2 separate regions of the Homo sapiens genome follow, and region 1 is linked to region 2. Evidence: chromatin contacts called from ENCODE Hi-C or POLR2A ChIA-PET data. All regions are on one chromosome and are shown on one strand. Each heading gives the region's core, a stretch centred on a gene start or an enhancer-like site at or near the end of the contact. The rest is flanking DNA. Distances are from core to core; before and after follow the strand shown.

Region 1 (4,156 bases), core at 134-2,633, 180 kb before region 2:
CCATTCAGTTGGTTGAGGGGCTTAGAATTTTATTTTTGTTGTATACCTGTTTAAATTTGCCATCAAATATTATCAAAATTTCATCTTACCTATCTAAATTACATGTTCTATAGACACTTGTGAAAACTGGCATTCTTGTAAAACAGTCTATCACAGTTTAGCACTTTAGTTTTATATTTCATTGGGAAATTTTTTTTTTTTTTTTAAGTTTAGTCTTTGAAAAACCTGTGGGCTGGGCGCAGTGGCTCATGCCTGTAATCCCAGCACTTTGGGAGGCTGAGAAGGATGATTCATGAGGTCAGGAGTTCAAGACAAGGCTGGCCAAGATGGTGAAACCCCATCTCTACTAAAAAGACAAAAATTAGCCGGAGACAGTGGCAGGTGCCTGTAATCCCAGCCACTTGGGAGGCTGAGGCAGGAGAATTGCTTGAACCCAGGTGGCAGAGGTTACAGTGAGCCAAGATCGCACCACTGCGCGCCAGCCTGGGTAAAAGAGTGAGACTCCATCTCAAAAAAGAAAAGAAAAACCTGCATACACTCATGGTTGAAGGAAAATACTGCTCTTCCTACCTGTTAAGCCCACCTCTGAGCATAAATCCTTGGATTTCACTTATCACACATAATGATCCATCTGTGAAGTGTTTGTTTCTTGTAAGCAAGTGACTGTGATGCAAGGCTGGTTCAACATACACAAATCAATAAACGTAATCTATCACATAAACAGAACACTTGGACACAGGAAGGGGAACATCACACACCAGGGCCTGTCGGGGGGTGGGGGACTGGGGGAGGGATAGCATTAGGAGAAATACCTAATGTAAATGACGAGTTGATGGGTGCAGCAAACCAACATGGCACATTTATACCTGTGTAACAAATCTGCACGTTGTGCACATGTACCCTAGAACTTAAAGTGTAAATATAATAAAAAACCATAGTTCTCTAATAAAGAAAGAACAAAACATTGAACTAAAGCGCAGAAATAGCCCTCAAATAGCCATCCAATTCTCAAATCTTGCTCCAAAGTTAGTGAAAGGATAAGAGTTGTGAAAAGCTGATCAGTGGAAACTTGAGTTTATTTTTTTGATTATGTTTTATGTGGAGCTCTCTTGACCTGGCTGTATTTCCAGGAGACTATGGGGTTAAACCACAGTGGTCACAGTGAACCTCATGTCAGCCCAACAGAAACAAACATATGATGCAGGGGTTGTATCCCTGACCCCCGATTAGTCAGTTTTGCCTGGAGTGGACCATCCAAGCATGCTTTTTTACTACCATTTTTCAGAAGACATTTCCCACATTCTAAACAAAGGAAGTCTGGCCTTTTCTCCGTGACGTTCCCTTATTGTTATTTTATGCTGAATCACAGTGCAATGCCTTACTGTGCACCCATGCTCCTTGCTGGGTATTGGCAGTGCTCCCAGTGGGTACCACTGGTCCTGGCATCTCTTACCAAGCACCACCACTTCCCACAGGGCACAGCTTCTAGACGCCAAGGTTGTTCTGATGTAAAGTGCAGACAGAAAGTTCTCCTGCTTTCTTTTTTAGATCACATTCTTTTAGTACAAAAGCTTTTTCAGATGTTTTTAATTTTTTTTTCCTGCAAAGCACCCATCTTCATCCCCCCTGGATTCTGTCGTGTGTTCATTGCAGATCTGGGCCAGGATAAAAAACTGGGAGGAAGACAGTGACTCTAATTACAGAAATACCTCCCTTCCATCACCAAAGAACTTATTACAGAGTCAAGATCTTTCAAGAGAATGGATTAGTTCTGTACCAGGTAGAATTGCCAGATAAGATACAAATATTTCAGTAGACATACTAAAAAAGTATTTGTTGTTTATCTGAAATTCAAATCTACCTGTGTATCCTTGATTTATGTTTACTAATTCTGAAAAACCTACTCGTAGACGTCTCAGTCTCTTACAGAAATTATTTTTGGTGAGTTCAGCTAAGAGTCAAGCCAAAAGTTCAACTGTATTTGGTTATACCAGTGCAAATGTTTGTCCAATTTCCTGCACAGTAGATGAACTGATATAAAAGGGGCTGCCAAGGAATACAAAGATTACACAGAACAGTCAGACTGGAAATGGAATATGCCCCATGTTGGGAAGAAAATTATTTTTATCCTAGTAAAGGAACTGACCACTTAATGTCTTAAGTGATCATTACTTGTCATTATTCATTGAATAGCAAAATGCAACATACCTTCAAATCCCCAAAGGAGCCTGAGACTGGAAGAGCATATAAAAGAGGTAAAAAGAAAGCCAGGCCAGTATACTGGAAACAGATAGAGGAACAGAAGGAAAGACAGACAGTGTCAAATGCCGTAGGTTGGCCGAGTAAGATGAATGCCACTGGATTTGACAATGTGCAGGCCAACAGTCATATTAACAAAGGGCAGTTTTATGGCCAGGCATGGTGGCTCACTCCTGTAATCCCAGCACTTTGAGGGCCTGAGGCGAGCGGATCACTTGAGGTCAGGAGTTTGAGACCAGCCTGGACAACATGGTGAAACCCCGTCTTTACTAAAAACACAAAATAGCCCGGCGCAGTAGCTCAAGTCTGTAATCCCAGCACTTTGGGAGGTCCAGGTGCGCAGATCATTTGAGGTCAGGAGTTCAAGACCAGCCTGACCAACATGGTGAAACCTGGTCTCTACTGAAAATACAAAAAAATTAGCCTGGCATGGTGGTGCATGCCTGTAGTCCCAGCTACTCGGGAGGCTGAGGCAGGAGAATCGCTTGAACCCAGGAGGTGGAGGTTGCAGTGAGCTGAGATCATGCCACTGCAGTCTAGCCTGGGCAACAGAGTGAGACTCTGTCCAAAAAAAAAAAAAAACACACACACACACAAACAAAAACAAAGCAATTAGCCAGGTGTGGTGGTGCATGTGTATAATCCCAGCTATTCAGGAGGCTAAGGCAGGGGGATCACTTGAACCCGTGAGGCGGAGGTTGGAGTGAGCCGAGATCATGCCACTGCACTCCAGCCTAGGTGACAGAGTGAGACTCCATCTAAAAAAAAAGGGAGTTTTTGGTTGTGCAATTAGAGTGAAAATGATAAATGATATAAATGATTATGTTCAAAACAACTGAGGGAGGGGACCTGGGGACAGAAATCATATGTAACTAGTTAGAGTAGTTTATCAGCAAAAAGAAGTGGAGAACTGAGGTGACAACTGGAAGGAGCAGTGGGATCTGGAGAACGATCTCTTAAGCTGGGGAACAACATAAAACACAGCCTGTGTGTGTGGTGATGGACTGATCCTGCAGAAAAAGAAGATTTATTTTTAGTTGTTTTATATATATATATATATTTTTTTATTATACTTTAAGTTTTAGGGTACATGTGCACAACGTGCAGGTTTGTTACATATGTATACATGTGCTATGTTGGTGTGCTGCACCCATTAACTCATCATTTAACATTAGGTATATCTCCTAATGCTATCCCTCCCCACTCCCCTCATCCCACAACAGGCCCCAGTGGGTGATGTTCCCCTTCCTGTGTCCAAGTGTTCTCATTGTTCAATTCCCACCTATGAGTGAGAACATGCAGTGTTTGGTTTTTTGTCCTTGTGATAGTTTGCTGAGAGTGATGGTTTCCAGCTTCCTCCATGTCCCTACAAAGGACATGAACTCATCATTTTTTATGGCTGCATAGTATTCCATGGTGTATATGTGCCACATTTTCTTAATCCAGTCTATCATTGTTGGACGTTTGGGTTGGTTCCAAGTCTTTGCTATTGTGAGTAGTGCCACAATAAACATACGTGTGCATGTGTCTTTATAGCAGCATTGTTTATAATCCTTTGGGTATATACCCAGTAATGGGATGGCTGGGTCAAATGGTATTTCTAATTCTAGATCCCTGAGGAATCGCCACACTGTCTTCCACAATGGTTGAACTAGTTTACAGTCCCACCAACAGTGTAAAAGTGTTCCTATTTCTCCACATCCTCTCCAGCACCTGTTGTTTCCTGACTTTTTAATGATTGCCATTCTAACTGGTGTGAGATGATATCTCATTGTGGTTTTGATTTGCATTTCTCTGATGGCCAGTGATGATGAGCATTGAAAAAGAAGACTTTTTTTTCCCTTTAGGAGCTACTCTGTTAATTGAAGAAAAGGAAAACTTGATGGAAGAAAATGAG
Region 2 (4,509 bases), core at 733-3,232:
ATCCTCTTGTCCTATAACCCAAGGATCCCAAATGCAAATGCCTCCGGGGGATAGGCAGATTACACAAGTGTCAGGATGTCTGGCCATAGACAGTAGGGCATGGCCCTTGCTAACTCCTTATCAGGGTCTTTACCCAGACCTGAAGGCTCCTGCCACAAACCAGGTAAACTCTTCTCACCTGGCCAAACATGGCATCTGGAAAGAAGACCAGGTGGGAAAAAAATTGCTTCAGAGTGGTTGTCCCAAGGCTGGTCTGGCACTTCTAGGAACCACAGGGTATAATGGTAAAATGGGAGGGGCAGAATTTACAAGTACCCAGTTGCAAACACTCCAAGATCTGTATAAAATTGGAGAAATAGACTTAGAATAAGGTGAAGAGTGATAGAAAAAAGAGAAAAACTAATCTGTATACTGGAGGTTACGGGATTCTCAGAAGAAAGAAATGTGTGGATTCAGTATAAACATTCTATCTGCATTGTACTTGATATACATACATTTTTTGAGACGGAGTCTCACTCTGTCGCCCAGGCTGGAGTGTAATGGCACAATCTCGGCCCACTGCAACCTCCGCCTCCCGGGTTCAAGCAATTCTCCTGTCTCAGCTTCCCGAGTAGCTGGGACTACAGGTGCCCACCACTGCACCCAGCTAATTTTTGTATTTTTGGTAGAGATGAGGTTTCACCATCTTAGCTAGGCTGGTCTCAAACTCCTGACCTCAGGTGATCTGCCTGACTCGGCCTCCCACAGTGCTGGTATTACAGGTGTGAGCCACTGCTCCCGGCCTTGTACTTGATATTTAACAAGCCAGTGTGCTCTGTCAGTATTGCAACATCTTGTATGAACTTGAACGGGTTCTAGTCATCCATGTTTGTGAATTGAAGGATAGACGTATATTTTTTATATTCCCCAAGCTTTTTCCCCCTCAATGTATCCAATTCCTTAGTTAACTTTTATAGACAATGCTGCTTTTTAAACGCAAGATTTTCATTTATAAAAATCTGCAGAAATATAATAAAGAAATGAAGAAATATCCTCTTAAATACTCCTATCCTAAAATAGACACTGTTAGGCTTCTGGTATGAATTCTTCCAATATTTTCTCCGCTTTTCCTCCTATGCAATTAATATTTTTATGATGTATATACAATTTTAACAATAAAGTTGAATGGGTAAAAGACTAGACAGTTCTACATTATTTGCCATACCTTTCACTTTGTATAGACTTTCAACATTTGAGTGAAAGTGGGCAGATACATATTTTTTACTAAAAGGAAACCACTCACTATTCAGGTCACACAAAAGCATAATCACATACACACACACACACCCCCCACACACACACCCCATTGTTAAGCTAGGTCAACAGTAAATGAATGAATGAATGAATGAATGAATGAATGAACAAATGGACAAGCAAACAGCAGAATTGAATGTCCTTCATCGCCAGGCACCAGAGAGGATGGCAAGCCCCTGGACTTAGGGTTGGGTGCACCTTCAGAGCTGGGTCTGGAGAGAACAGGGCGGGGCTGTGACCTTGCCCCTTAAGTGCTCATCCTGGCTACGTTGAAGTCTGGACATATCACAAAGTCCACACAACTTTGGGGAAGTTGTGGGAAGAACTGGGAATCCCTGAGGACAGTGATCACAGTGATTGAAACTCTTACAGGCAAGCCTGGGTGGTGCAGGGCACAGATTACAGTTCATTGCTCCATACTGTCCTGCCTCTGGGTGTTTCACAGCAAGGAGGTTGCCACTCACCACGGCTTCCTGTGACCTTCCAGTTCCCTTCTGCTTTTAGTTCTTTATTTACTCTGAACTTTCTCCTCTTGTTGCTGGGTGCACATCAAGTGAAATACCCAAATGTGGGCTGGGCAGGAAGGTACCATGCAGTGTGCAATCCACTCGCTGTTGTAATACTTCTGAGAGAGTGTTATCAGACAATTTCCCTTTTTAATGTCCTCCCACCCCTCCACATCTACCCCTGCTGTCAGAAGGCAAAGCCACAGAAGAGCTGGAAATGGGTTCTGTGGTACCAACATCCTCACCCACACCCTTTCCCCCATAAGTCCTTGCAGTTTATAGGCTTCTTGAGTTGTGTCCTCTCCAGCCCCACATACACACTTACTACAGAAATACTTTTCAACTAGAAGAAAAGAACCAGATCTTTGGACAAGTTGATCAGATTGAAAGGAATGTAGCTAGAGAGGGGAAGGAATGAAGGGAAGAGAAAGGCGTAGAAAGTGTTCTTGAAACCTCATGCTGTTTAAGTCAGTGGCTGAAAAATGACCCTAGGAGCAAGGACTTCATGTCTAAAACACCAAAAGCAATGGCAATAAAAGCCAAAATTGACAAATGGGATCTAATTAAACTAAAGAGCTTCTGCACAGCAAAAGAAACTACCATCAGAGTGAACAGGCAACCTACAGAATGGGAGAACATTTTTGCAATCTACTCATCTGACAAAGGGCTAATATCCAGAATCTACAATGAACTCAAACAAATTTACAAGAAAAAAACAAACAACCCCATCAAAAAGTGGGCAAAGGATATGAACAGACACTTCTCAAAAGAAGACATTTATGCAGCCAAAAGACACATGAAAAAATGCTCATCATCACTGGCCATCAGAGAAATGCAAATCAAAACCACAATGAGATACCATCTCACACCAGTTAGAATGGCGATCATTAAAAAGTCAGGAAACAACAGGTGCTGGAGAGGATGTGGAGAAATAGGAACACTTTTACACTGTTGGTGGGACTGTAAACTAGTTCAACCATGGTGGAAGTCAGTGTGGCAATTCCTCAGGGATCTGGAACTAGAAATGCCATTTGACCTAGCCATCCCATGACTGGGTATATACCCAAAGGATTATAAATCATGTTGCTACCAAGACACATGCACAGGTATGTTTATTGCGGCACTATTCAAAATAGCAAAGACTTGGAACCAACCCAAATGTCCAACAATGATGGACTGGATTAAGAAAATGTGGCACATATGCAAGGATTTTCCTTTTTCCCATTTCGAAGATAAAGCAACTGAGGCTCAGAAAGGTTATTGTCTAGTGATAGATTGCTAGCAAGTAACAGAGCCAAAATTTGGGCGCAGATTCCACCACTTGGTTGGGAAAGGGGGAAGAAAGTATTTTCCTCCATTTCTGTGTTTCCAATCATTTGTCATTGTTTTCTGGTAAGGTCATTGGGGTGTTTCTGAAGAAGGTATCAAGGGAGAAACCAGTTCCACCCCTGTCTAGAAGCAACAAAAATGAGTTGCACCACTATCCTCCCAAACAGAGCACCAGCTTCCTTTAAAAATCACCTCTAAAGCTGTTTGTGATTGAGCACTTCAGGATGTCAATCAACTGTAAGCTGCTGCTATTTTACACCTCTACAATCTCTAACTGGTGATGAAGCATCATGAAATTCAAACAATCACTTTTAGCCAAATACCATCGTTGTATATTAATCACACACACACACACACACACACACACACACACACACACACAGAGAGAGAGAGGGAGAAAGAGAGAGAGAGTTACAGAGTTCAGGTTGCTGAATTATAAAATGATCTCTTCTTTTCTCCTCTGCCATGCCCATGATAGCCATTCCCTGCACACCTTTGCTAAGCCCTCAGAATGGAACAATGACCTGTGTTCAACCTCTTGGAAGTTCCAGTTATAAATCCACATGTCAATTCATCTGTGACGAGGGATATTCTTTGTCTGGACCAGAAAGATTGGATTGTACTCGATCGGGACGCTGGACAGACTCCCCACCAATGTGTGAAGGTAGGCTGTGGGTCTGTCCTTTCTTATGGCTTTAAAGATGACATCAGAGAATGGAGAATCATCAGGGATTTATATAAAAGTGTTCTTGAGCTGAAGCAAACAACACTCTCCACAACAATGGTAATCTAGATAAAAAAGTTCTCCCTCTCTTTAAATAATATTTTAATAGCTTTAGTTAAATATTCCACAGTTTCAAGAACATCCTGGCCAACATGGTGAAACCCCGTTTCTACTAAAAATACAAAAAATAGCTGGGCATGGTGGTGCATGCCTGTAGTCCCAGCTACTCGGGAGGCTGAGGCAGGAGAATCGCTTGAACCCAGGAGGTGGAGGTTGCAGTGAGCTGAGATTGTGCCATTGCACTCCAGCCTGGTGACAGAGTGAGACTCTGTCTCAAAAAAAAATTGCACAGTTTCAGGAAGTGCTTTCATGTCATTATAGCATTCCTGTTTACCACAATTCTAAAATAATAAGGAAAGGCAGTATCATCTCATTTTATAGATAAGGAAGAGACACAAGCTTAAAGAGGTTAAATAACTCGTCCAGGGTCACACTGTTAGTAAGTGAAAAGGCTCAGCTCTATGTCACTGAAAGTTTTACTTCCTTACAGAGTCTTCTTCAGCTACATTCTTCATTTCTTCATTCCTACATTCACCTTCAACTGAGCATTACTAAATCCCAGCCACAGACCTTATTTAGGGATGGGTGAGATTTAAC

What was found. A loop is a pair of places that touch in the nucleus more often than their neighbours do. ChIA-PET counts read pairs that join two places held with the same protein, here RNA polymerase II (POLR2A). Pooled maps may share reads with other maps.
Region 1: a map of dorsolateral prefrontal cortex shows a loop between it and region 2 (2.4-fold over the local background). The contact joins two enhancer-like sites. A Hi-C loop is called at or near these places in 11 of 168 maps with a recorded cell type or tissue (B cell, CD14-positive monocyte, CD4-positive, alpha-beta T cell and 7 more), 15 of 37 single-sample maps with no recorded cell type and 17 of 50 pooled maps. POLR2A ChIA-PET finds 5 or more read pairs at or near these places in 12 of 52 experiments (CD4-positive, alpha-beta T cell, CD4-positive, alpha-beta memory T cell, GM12878 and 7 more).

What each region holds. Positions count from the first base shown.
Region 1 is chr1:169,777,323-169,781,478 of GRCh38, reverse strand. No RefSeq gene overlaps it. Among named protein-coding and RNA genes, the nearest start is that of METTL18, 16 kb to the left of the region's middle. Within about 2 kb of position 1,383, at least 3 of the 41 ENCODE cell types and tissues checked have a DNase peak (open chromatin) inside an H3K27ac peak, as active enhancers do.
Region 2 is chr1:169,602,309-169,606,817 of GRCh38, reverse strand. SELP (selectin P) reads left to right here. Exons shown (of 17, transcript NM_003005.4): 10 at 3,607-3,792. Among named protein-coding and RNA genes, the nearest start is that of F5, 18 kb to the right of the region's middle. RefSeq lists an enhancer at 1,840-1,949. Within about 2 kb of position 1,982, at least 6 of the 41 ENCODE cell types and tissues checked have a DNase peak (open chromatin) inside an H3K27ac peak, as active enhancers do.